Regions from separate parts of the Homo sapiens genome. Here region 1 is linked to region 2. A link is an interaction called in ENCODE POLR2A ChIA-PET data of the cell type or tissue named here. Cell type or tissue: endothelial cell of umbilical vein. All regions are shown on one strand. Links, peaks and the distances in the headings refer to the core of each region. The heading gives the core; the rest is flanking DNA.

What was found. ChIA-PET counts read pairs that join two places held together with the same protein. Peaks named below come from ENCODE experiments on the same cell type or tissue, not always from the same donor. Only the 100,000 strongest peaks of a DNase experiment are listed, where the experiment ranks them.
Region 1: POLR2A ChIA-PET joins it to region 2 with 5 read pairs; 2 of 35 experiments call an interaction of 5 or more read pairs at or near these places.

What each region holds. Positions count from the first base shown.
Region 1 is chr1:16,641,602-16,646,973 of GRCh38, forward strand. It overlaps the pseudogene CROCCP2 and the pseudogene MST1P2. Among named protein-coding and RNA genes, the nearest start is that of RNU1-3, 23 kb to the right of the region's middle. RefSeq lists enhancers at 2,783-3,573, 3,004-3,123, 3,214-3,313, 3,574-4,363, 5,075-5,372. In endothelial cell of umbilical vein, for the core only: a CTCF peak has its summit at 3,187; DNase peaks (open chromatin) are centred at 2,409 and 3,120; H3K4me3 peaks cover 1,429 bases; H3K27ac peaks cover 935 bases.
Region 2 is chr1:15,648,643-15,654,014 of GRCh38, forward strand. DDI2 (DDI proteasomal shuttling factor 2) reads left to right here. Exons shown (of 10, transcript NM_032341.5): 7 at 1,078-1,181; 8 at 3,064-3,253. Among named protein-coding and RNA genes, the nearest start is that of RSC1A1, 8.4 kb to the right of the region's middle. In endothelial cell of umbilical vein, for the core only: no CTCF peak of the experiment used is centred there; no DNase peak of the experiment used is centred there.

The DNA.
Region 1 (5,372 bases), core at 216-5,215, 990 kb after region 2:
CATAGAGGCAAAGTACTGGATGGTTACCACAGGCTTGGAACGGTAGTGTAGGGCTTGTGGGGAGATGGGGATGGCTAATGCGTACAAAAAAATCGAATTAATAAGACCTGTCTGGTAGCAGAACAGAGTGACTGTAGTAAATAATAATTGTACATTTAAAAATAACTAAAAGAGTATAACTAGATTGTTTATAACACAAAAGATAAATGCTTGAGGGGATGGATACCCCATTTACCATGATGTGATTATTACGCATTGCATGCCTGTGTCAAAGTATCTCATATACCCTATAAATACATATACCTGCTACATACCCACAAAAATTAAAAATTAAAAATGTAACACAAAGAAAGAAAACAGAAAAGAATCGCATTTGAATAGTCATGTTAAAATAACAAGATAGCAGGTGCTTTTCCTTCTTTTTTTAGAGACAGGGTCTTGCTCTGTCACCCAGGCTAGAGTGCAGTGGCATGCAGAGGCCAGCTCACTGCAGCCTCAACCTCCTAGGCTCAAGTGATCCTCCCACATCAGCCTCCCTAACAGCTGGGACTACAGGTGCACACCACCATGCCCAGGTAATTTCTGTATTTTATTGTAGAGATGGGGTCTGGCCATGTTGCTCAGGCTGGTCTTGAACTCCTGGACTCAAGCAATCTACCCACCTTGGCCTCCCAAAGTGCTGCGATTACAGGTGTGAACCACTGTGCCTGGCCCTCTAAGTTTCTGCTAAAATGTACTTGTAACTTTTACACTGACTACACTCAAAAGTATTAAACTTGTAAAGAAAAGGCCCTGGAGGAGTTTGTTCTTTACAAGGTCAGTCAGAAGCTACAAGGGGCCAGGCTGGGGCCAAGGTGAGGGCAGGTACATGCAGGGGCAGATGCTGGGTGTGGAGTAGGTGCCAGGTGCTAGCTGGGCATGAATGTGCACCCGCTCCCTGACCTCTGCTCCCTGACTCTCACAAGGAACTAGCACTGCCTGGAGACAGGAAGAAGCAGCGTACGGAAGGCAGACTCTCTGGCCAGAGATCTCGCAGCCAGGAGCACAGTGAGAACAGAGCCTAAGCCTATCTGTCCAGAGCCCAGGCTCCCTTTCCCTACAACTGCAGCCTCCTTATTCTGCTCTGGCCCAGCAGAGTGAGGAGGGGCCGCCCACCCAGCCATACCTGCCGGTGGCTGCTGGGGGTGCATGGTCAGAAGAGGAAAGATGCGGTTCAGGTAGTCATTCAGCAGCTTCTCCTGCACAATGCCTGAGCCACAAGTCAGAAGGGAGAAAAGGGCCACACGATGAGTGCAGCTCCTGGCCCCTGCTGGCCCCAGAGACTTCTGGTCCTAGGCCAGCCACAGGTGCAGCAAGGCCTGAGGCCTTTGTCCCTTCCTTCTCCTCCCAACAAGAGGAGCCTCCTTCCTTCTCTGCCAGCCCTTACCTGTGACCCTGGATTTCTCAGCATCTGAGGTCAGCCTACAGCTCTTGCGGGAGAAAGACACGCCGGCCCCCTTGGATGCCATCCTTCGTCTCTCATGGGCAGCCAGTGGTCCTGGAGGCTGAGGCAGACACAGAGCCTGTCTACTCAGGGCCAGCCAGGGGCCCCCACACCTGACCTCAGTCCTGCCATGGCAGGAAGTCTTGGGAGCAGGTGAGGCCAGGGGCATGCACACTAACACATAGGACAGGGGAATGCAGGGGCTCCCAGCTTCCTACACAGGCAGGGTAGCCAGGGTCTAGGCCCATGTAACAGGGACCACTTCTTGTTCTCCAGTGTCCCTGTGCCCAGCACAGGGCTGGGCAGAGAGCAGGTACCAGATATATTTTTGCCAAACCATAACAAAATGTCTCAGCTCTGTGGAAATCAGACCAAAATGTCCAAAGTGAGGTGTCCTAGGGGCAGAGCCCCTGTATTCATCTCGGTTGTAAGCCATACTGAGTCCAGCTCACAACCAGAAGCGACAATCCTACACATTCCCCCAAGTGCAGACCACCACTGGTCTGGTCATCTCTAGCCATAAGTCCCACTTACTCCCCACAAGGCTGGAGCCTCTTTCCTCAGCCCTGGGTTCCTCCCTTCTTTTATCCATGGTCCTGATAGTTTCACTGTTCCCACTCACACATGTGGCCTCCCACCTCATCCAAGCACCACCCTTGCCCAGCCCTCATGGCAAACTCCATTGGTCCTCCTAGTGCATCTATCCCTCACATCATGTTGCTGCTGCAGCTGCTCCAAAACCTGCACTGAGTCCCTGGTGCTGGCCTCACTGATGTGTAGCTGTGCTGTCCAACACAGCAGCCGTCATCCACGTGAGGTTACTTAAATTTAAAGTTTTAAAAATTAACAATTCGATTTCTCAGTTGCCTCAGCCACATTTCAAGAGTTCAATGACCACATGTGGCTAACGGTTACTCTATTGGACAGCACAAAGGTAGAACATTCCCACCATCATATAAAGTTCTATTAGACAGCGCAGGTCTAGAGTTTCGCTCTGCAGCACTGCCTTAGCCAGCACTCCCTACTCTGCCGTTCAGTCTCTTATCTCGCCCCAAACAGACCCTCTACTCCCGCCACAAACCCCTGTGGGTCTGCACCACGCCTGCTCCTCGGGAAGGTGATTTTCCCGACCTCGGGCCCTCGGTGGGCCTCCATGATCGGTGCCCCTTCACTACCACAGTAGTTGAAGATCTGATTAAATGCAGTCATTCATTTGATGAGCAGACCTTCCAGACACCCACTCCGGGTGTCAGTTGCTGAGGACCCAGGTGAGAGGCGGACCTTGTCCCCGCCCGGGGACTCCCTGTCACGGCTATCCCGTCCAACCTCGCCGGGGTATCCGGGCTCAGAACTGAACCTACTCCGTCTGGGAGCCCAAGGATGGCTCCCCCAAGTCGCCCCCGCCTGGCCCCAAGCTCCAGAGGACCTGCCAGACCAGCTTCCGCTCGGAGTTTCGCACTCAGATCCCGGCGCTGCAGGTGCCCTCGCAGTGGACTAAACTGGACCGCGAAGGGAATAGCCGGAACCCGCCAGGCTCAGAGCCCTGCCGCCCCTCACTCACCCCGAGCCTCGGCCGCCGCGACCCGGTTCACAACATCCGCCCAACCTCTCGGCTACGGCGTCCGTTCAGGGCCAAATCACGCGCACGCTCGCGCGCTGAGCCTCCAGCCGCGCACGCGCACCGGCCCGCGCCCAGCCTCCGCTAGGGGACCCCCTCCGTGGCTTCCCACCGGGTTGTTCCAGGCCTCAGCTTCGCCGAAAGGCCTCACCACCTCCGACCTCCGCCTGCCCCGGGGATGCTCCCAGCCCTGCTGCGGCAGAACGCGACGTGCTAACCGGAATCCCTAGGCCGCCTGTCTCCTACCCATACTTGGAGGCCCCGCTCAGACGGTCCTGAAAACGTCTGAAAGGCGGTTCCTGCCAGAGTCCCTGCTACCTGTTACCTCCACCCCTATTTAGTCCTAGTGGACAGCTTCGCTCACCTTCCCTGGGATGACACTTCTGGCGGCTGAGATGAGCGAGCCTCTCTGGGCTCTGCCGCCGGGCGTGGGCTGACCTGCCTACAGCTGGGGCCTGATAAGGCAGCAGCAAAAGGGTGGAGGGGAGGCAGTGTTGAAGCTGGGGCAAGTAATTTTCCCCAATTTACAGGGAAAAACCGAAATTCAGAAAAGTTTAATGTCAGCCAGGGGCTGGAACCCAGACCTCTGGCAGCTGTCACTTTCACAATGCCCTTGGGCTGACTAGGCTGCAGAGGGGTTTCACCCCAACCCCAGGGCACCTCAAGTGGCCCCACCAAACCTTCCTAACACCTGACCACTAAGTAGGGAGGCCTCTCAGGGGGCTAGCTGTGCTAGGCCCTTGCAACTGACCTGTGGGACCTGAGGCCTGGCCCCTCATGGCTCCTGTCACCAGGTCTCAGGTCAGGGTCCAGCAGGCCCTGAGCTGACGTGCGGAGCCAGAGCCACCCAATCCCGTAGGGACAGGTTTCACAACTTCCCGGATGGGGCTGTGGTGGGTCACAGTGCAGCCTCCAGCCAGAAGGATGGGGTGGCTCCCACTCCTGCTGCTTCTGACTCAATGCTTAGGGGTCCCTGGTGAGTGCCCCCAACCTTGATCCCCATCTGCCTTCAGGAGGGGCTTGGCCCCATTCTCCTATTCTGGGATGAGAAAAAAGTCAGGGAGCCAGAGGCTCAGTGGGCATGGGGCAGTGACCTTGGCCTCTTGAGCACAGCTGGGAAGCCCTAGGAACACATAGACATGGCCCACTTAGGCCTCTATTAGCACGTCTGCTCTAGCACTGAAGCAGTGTTAGGACCACACAGATGCACGCACACAGCAGGCAGTGACCCCTCCTGAGCCTGATCTACCCCTCTAACCTAGCGTATGCCTTTGTGCAGGTGAGAGCCCAGCTTTGGAGTCTGAATGCCTAGCCAGGGCCCCTGGCTGGGTAATGTGATGGCTCTGAGCCTTAGCATTCTCATTTGAGAGATGAGATGGGGCAAGCTCCATCACCCACTGCTCTCACAGAGCGTGTGTGTTAGATCTGAGCCCGGTGCCTGGGCCACTACACAGAGGCACCGGTGATAACTACCAAGTCTGGGCCTGCTTCCCAGGGGAAATTTTTTGACAAGTATCTGTGCAGGGGGGCTAGACTGGCCCTTGAAAGTGCATACAGGGTCCATCCCAGAAGCCTTGTAGCTTTGATCCCCTGAATGAACAAACTGTGGACATGCCAATACACATTACTGACATGTATGCCCACCTGACCTGCACCCACTCTGCAGGGCAGCGCTCGCCATTGAATGACTTCTAGGTGCTCCGGGGCACAGAGCTACAGCGCCGCTACAAGCGGTGGTGCCCGGGCCTTGGCAGGAGGATGTGGCAGATGCTGAAGAGTGTGCTGGTCGCTGTGGGCCCTTAATGGACTGCCGGTGAGTGGCCACTGGGCATAGATAAGACTGGGGGCAGGGGAGCCTGGGCCGTGGCGTTACCTTGTGCCTTCTTCTCTCCAGGGCGTTCCACTACAATGTGAGCAGCCATGGTTGCCAACTGCTGCCATGGACTCAACACTCACCCCACACGAGGCTGCGGCATTCTGGGCGCTGTGACCTCTTCCAGGAGAAAGGCGAGTGGGGGTGGAGAGGGGCAGGGTGGGAGACAGGGGACCTCAGCCCAAGTTGATCTTCTGTCTCTTGCTCCCAGACTACATACGGACCTGCATCATGAACAATGGGGTTGGGTACCGGGGCACCATGGCCACGACCGTGGGTGGCCTGTCCTGCCAGGCTTGGAGCCACAAGTTCCCGAACGATCACCAGTGGGACAAACACCTTCCCTCCGTCCCGGCCTGGGACCTTCCCCCAGCACACACTATAGTGATGCTCTGGGC
Region 2 (5,372 bases), core at 254-5,253:
CAGAGCAATGGGGAAATGTTAGGAAATGTTGCTGGGACAAGAGGTATCCATGGGGAGAAATGAATTAGAAATCGGACCCTACCCACACCACACAAAAGCAAATTCAGAGTAAACACCTAGATGCAGGGGAGGGAGGATTGCTTGAGCCTAGGAGTTTGAGACCAGCCTGGGCAACGTAGCAGACCCTGTCTCAAAAAAAAAAAAAAAAAACAACCCTAAAACCTAGATGTGGAAAGGAAAATTAAAGATTTTAGCAGAAAATACACAATATCTTGTGTAAGGAAGGAGTTCTTTAAAAATAGGTCATCTGCTGGGTGTGGTGGCTCACTCTTGTAATCCCAGCACTTTGGGACGCCAAGGCAGGGATGACTGCCTGAGGCCAGAAGTTCAAGACCAGCCTGGTCAATATAGCGAGACTCAATCTCTACAAAAAGTTTTTGGCTGGGTGCAGTGGCTCACGCCTGTAATCCCAGCACGTTGGGAGGCCAAGGTGGGTGGATCACGTGAGGTCAGGAGTTCAAGACCAGCCTGGCTAACATGGTGAAACCCTGTCTCTACTAAAAATGTAAAAATTAGCTGGGCGTGGTGGTGCGTGTTTGTAATCCCATCTACTTGGAAGGTTTAGGCAGAGAATCAGAGAACACAGGAGGCAGAGGTTGCAGTGAGCCGAGATCACGCCACTGCACTCCAGCCTGGGCAACAGAGCAAGACTCTGTCTCAAAAAATAATAATGAAAAGAACTTTTCAGCTGGACACGGTGGCTCATACCTGTAATCCCAGCACTTTGGGAGGCCAAGGTGGGCAGATAACCTGAGGCCAAGAGTTTGAGACCAGCCTGACCGACATGGCAAAACCCCGTCTCTACTAAAAATACCAAAATTAGCCAGGCGTGGTGGCACATGCCTGTAATCCCAGCTACTTGGGAGGCTGAGGCAAGAGAATCACTTAAACCCGGGAGGCAGAGGTTGCCATCAGCCAGGATTATGCCATTGCACTCCAGCCTGGGCAACAAGAGCGAAACTCCGTCTCTGTTTTGAAGTACGTAACAATAACCTTTTCTCTTCATGTGCTTTTTAGCTCAGGTTCAGATTGAAGGAGATTTTTTGCCATGTTCCTTCTCTATACTTGAGGAACAGCCCATGGACATGCTTCTGGGACTGGACATGCTTAAACGGCACCAGGTAATTAAGAGCTTCACTTATTTTTTTTGCATCTGCTTTTTGTAATATGGTCATTATCACATTATTTTTATTGGTTACATATACTGGAAAACTAAGAAATAACGACTTTTCAAACCTGGAAATGTCCTTAAATTATGTTGCTATACAGAGGTTGAAATGATGTGTCGATATAGATAGAATCTGTTTTTGTGAAATCTCTCTGTGAATCTGTTAAATCTTGCCAAATGTTTTGAGATTGTAAAGGACAGTTTGGTTCCCTTGTATAATTTTCAGATTCTGGTTAGATCCTGATTAGTAGTTTTTTGATGACCTGACTAAAAAGTGTGAGTCAAGTAAGTCTTTAGCATTCTCTGATGCTGATCAAACAGTACTTGGGAAGAAGACCTTCAAGGTTAAGGAAGGTATATGTTGGGAGTGAAAGTGTTTATTTAGTACAGGGTGCATAATTAATATATTAATTTGTGTTGATATTTATCTTTCTACTCTAAAGCACAATAATTTGAGATATACTGCCGTCGTTGAAGAAGCAGTTAGTCCACTGGGTATTTAGATGAGATTAGGCATGCTCAGGGTGGTATGGCTGTAGACCTCACTGGGTACTTCACATTTTTCACAGTAGGGTTTTATATCCAGTCAACCTGCCAGGTACAGTGGTACATGCCTGTAATTCCAGCATTTTGGGAGGCCAAGGAGGGAGGATTGCTTGAGGCCAGAATGAGTTTGAAACCAGTCTGGGTAACTTAGTGAGACCCTGTCTCTACAAAAAGTACAAAAATTAGCTAGGCGTGGTGGTACATTAGCTACTCGTGAGGCTGAGGCAAGAGGATCCCTTGAGACCAGGCTGCAGTGAGTCAAGATTGTGCCACTACACTTCAGCCTGGGTAACAGAGCAAAACCACATCTCAAAAAACAAAATTGAGTTAAAAACAATTGAAAATATAGCTAATCAATATTTTTATGTCACTATTTTAAAATATTTCTGTAAAAGTAGATGCATCATATTGATAATAAGACACAGCATTCTATTTATTTATTTATTTATTTATTTTGAGATAGCGTCTCGCTCAGTTGCCCAGGCTGGAGTGCAGTGGTGCAATCTTGGCTAACTGCAAGCTTCGCCTCCTGGGTTCACGCCATTCTCCTGCCTCAGCCTCCCGAGTAGCTGGGACTACAGGCACCCATCACCACGCCCGGCTAATTTTTGTATTTGTAGTAGAGACGGGGTTTCACCTTGTTAGCCAGGATGGTCTCGATCTCCTGACCTCGTGATCCGCCCGCCTCAGCCTCCCAAAGTGCCGGGATTACAGGCGTGAGCCACCACGCCCGGCTCACAGCATTCTAAATAGAACGAATGAATGAATGAGTGTATGTATCAATAAAACCTTGTCACTGCCTTTCCTTATTTTTTTAGTCATGGTATAGACCAGCAGTCTCCAACTTTATAGATGTAAATCATATATGTGCACAACTGTCTATTAAGTAGTTATAAAATACACAAAAAAGGAAGTTAGCATTAGCATGGAGTAAAGAATACTGTGGAGATTGCCTTGCGTGGCACAATCTTGGCTCACTGCAACCTCTGCCTCGCAGGTTCAAGTGATTCTCCTGCCTCAGCCTCCCAAGTAGCTGCGATTATGGGCATGTGCCACCACGCCTGGTTAATTTTTGTATTTTTAGTAGAGGTGGGGTTTCACCGTGTTGGCCAGGCTGGTCTGGAACTCCTGACCTCAGGTGATCTGCCCTCCTCAGCCTCCCAAAGTGCTGGGATTACAGGCATGAGTCACCGTGCCTGGCCATTTGTGATTGGAGTTTTAAATTAAGGAGCATAATTTTTCTGCATGGTGTTTTATCTGCTATTATTCTTTGGTTTCTTTCTTCCAAGTGTTCCATCGACCTGAAGAAAAATGTACTCGTGATCGGCACCACAGGCTCCCAGACCACCTTTCTTCCTGAGGGAGAGCTACCAGAGTGTGCCCGGTTGGCATATGGGGCTGGAAGAGAGGATGTACGGCCAGAGGAGATTGCAGACCAAGAATTAGCAGAAGCCCTTCAAAAATCAGCAGAGGATGCAGGTATTTGGGATGGCCAAACTCTTCAATACTTGTTATTGATGGGTAAGCCCGGGAAGTGTGGGCTTCAGAAGGGGTAGGAACCTTTCCAGTTTTTAATTAGTCTCATGGTCCAGTAGTAGATGTGTTCATTATTTGTCTTCTTAACCTCCTTCTTTGATCTTCCTTTTTTTTTTTTTTTTTTTTTTTTGGAGACATTGTCTCACTCTGTCACCCAGGTTGGAGTGCAGTGTGCAGTGTGACATGATTGTAGTTCACTGCACCCTTGACTTCCTGGGCTCAAGCAGTCCTCTCACCTCAGCCTCCTGAGTAGCTGGGACTACACCTGGCTAATTTTTTATTTTTAGCAGAGATAGGGTCTTGCTGTGTTGTCCAGGCCTATCTCCAACTCCTGGGCTCAAGCAGTCCTCCTGCCTTGGCCTCCCGAAGTGCTGGGATTACAGGTGTGAGCTACCATATCCAAACCCCATCTCTTAATACAATAATGAAAAAGTCTGTATTCTGGCCCGGCGTGGTGGCTCACGCCTGTTAATCCCAGCACTTTGGGAGGCTCCGGAGGGGGGGGGGGGGGGGCGGATCACCTGAGGTCAGGAGTTTGAGACCAGCCTGGTCATGGTGAAACCCCATCTCTACTAAAAATATAAAAATTGGCCAGGCGCGGTGGCTCACGCCTGTAATCCCAGCACTTTGGGAGGCTGAGGCAGGTGGATCACGAGGTCAGGAGATGGAGACCATCCTGGCTAACACGGTGAAACCCCGTCTCTACTAAATATACAAAAAATTAGCCGGGCGTAGTGGTAGGCGCCTGTATTCCCAGCTACTCAGGAGGCTGAGGCAGGAGAATGACATAAACCCAGGGGGCGGAGCTTGCAGTGAGCTGAGATCGCACCACTGCACTCCAGCCTGGGTAAGAGAGCGAGACTCCATCTCAAAAAAAAATAATAATAAAAATTAAAAAAAAATTAGCAGGGTGCAGTGGCACACCCCCCGTAACCCCAGTTACTTGGGAGGCTGAGGCAGGAGAATTGCTTGAACTTGGGAGGCGGAGGTTGCAGTGAGTCAAGATGGCACCACTGCACTCTAGCCTGGGCAACAGAGTGAGACACTATCTCATAAAAAAGAGAAACATTCTGTTTTTTAGTATTTCAACAGATTAAGAACAGCTCAGTCCATTGCTGTGTTTAAGATAGATTGGGGTTATTTTGCTTAGACACATTTTAGAAGCTTCCTAAATTTTTTTAGGAAGTTTTTTTTGGATGTTTTTGTTTTTGTGATTTTCCTAAAGAAAATTTTGACAGTAAGCAGATGTTAACTTTTGAGTCCAACAGTATTTCCCTATTTCTTTCCTTTTCTTAGGACTGTTTTATTTTATTTTATTTATTTTATTTTATTTTATTTATATAGACAGAGTCTTGCTCTGCTGCCCATGCTGGAGTGCAGTGGCGCAGCCATGGCTCACTGCAGCCTCAGTCTCAGTCTCACAGGCTCAAGCAGATCCTCTCGCCTCCGCCTCCCAAAGTATTACAGGCATGAGCCACCATGCCTCTTAGGCCTGGTTTATTTTGAAAAGTATCATTGCTACTGTGTGTGAGCAGCCCTAACTTCACCGAAGACAGAAGAACCAACAAAAAGAAGTATAAATTTTTATTTACTTAATTAAAAAAAAAATTTTTTTTTGAGACAAGGTCTTACTCTGTCACCCAGACTGATCCTCCCATCTCCCCTTCCTGACTAGCTATGACTACAGGTGCCTGCTACCATGTCCAGCTAATTTCTGTATTTTTTGTAAAGATGAGGTTTTGCCATGTTGCCCAGGCTGGTCTTGAACTCCTGGGCTCAAGCAATCCACCCGCCTCAGCCTCTCAAAATGACAGGATTATAGGAACGAGACACCATGCCTGACCAGCATAATTGAACGTTACTGAAAATGCAGTGTTATGGTGTGAGATTACAGTATTGTCATCAGGCCATATTAGCACTGTATATATTGAAATCATGCTACCTAATACTTTTTTCTAAGTCTCAGTTATTTAGCTTGTTTAAATGTAATGATGGAGCTAAGTTTTCTAGGTAAAATGGGGTAACAGTTTTGCTGAAATCCCCCATTTATTATAGAACGGTG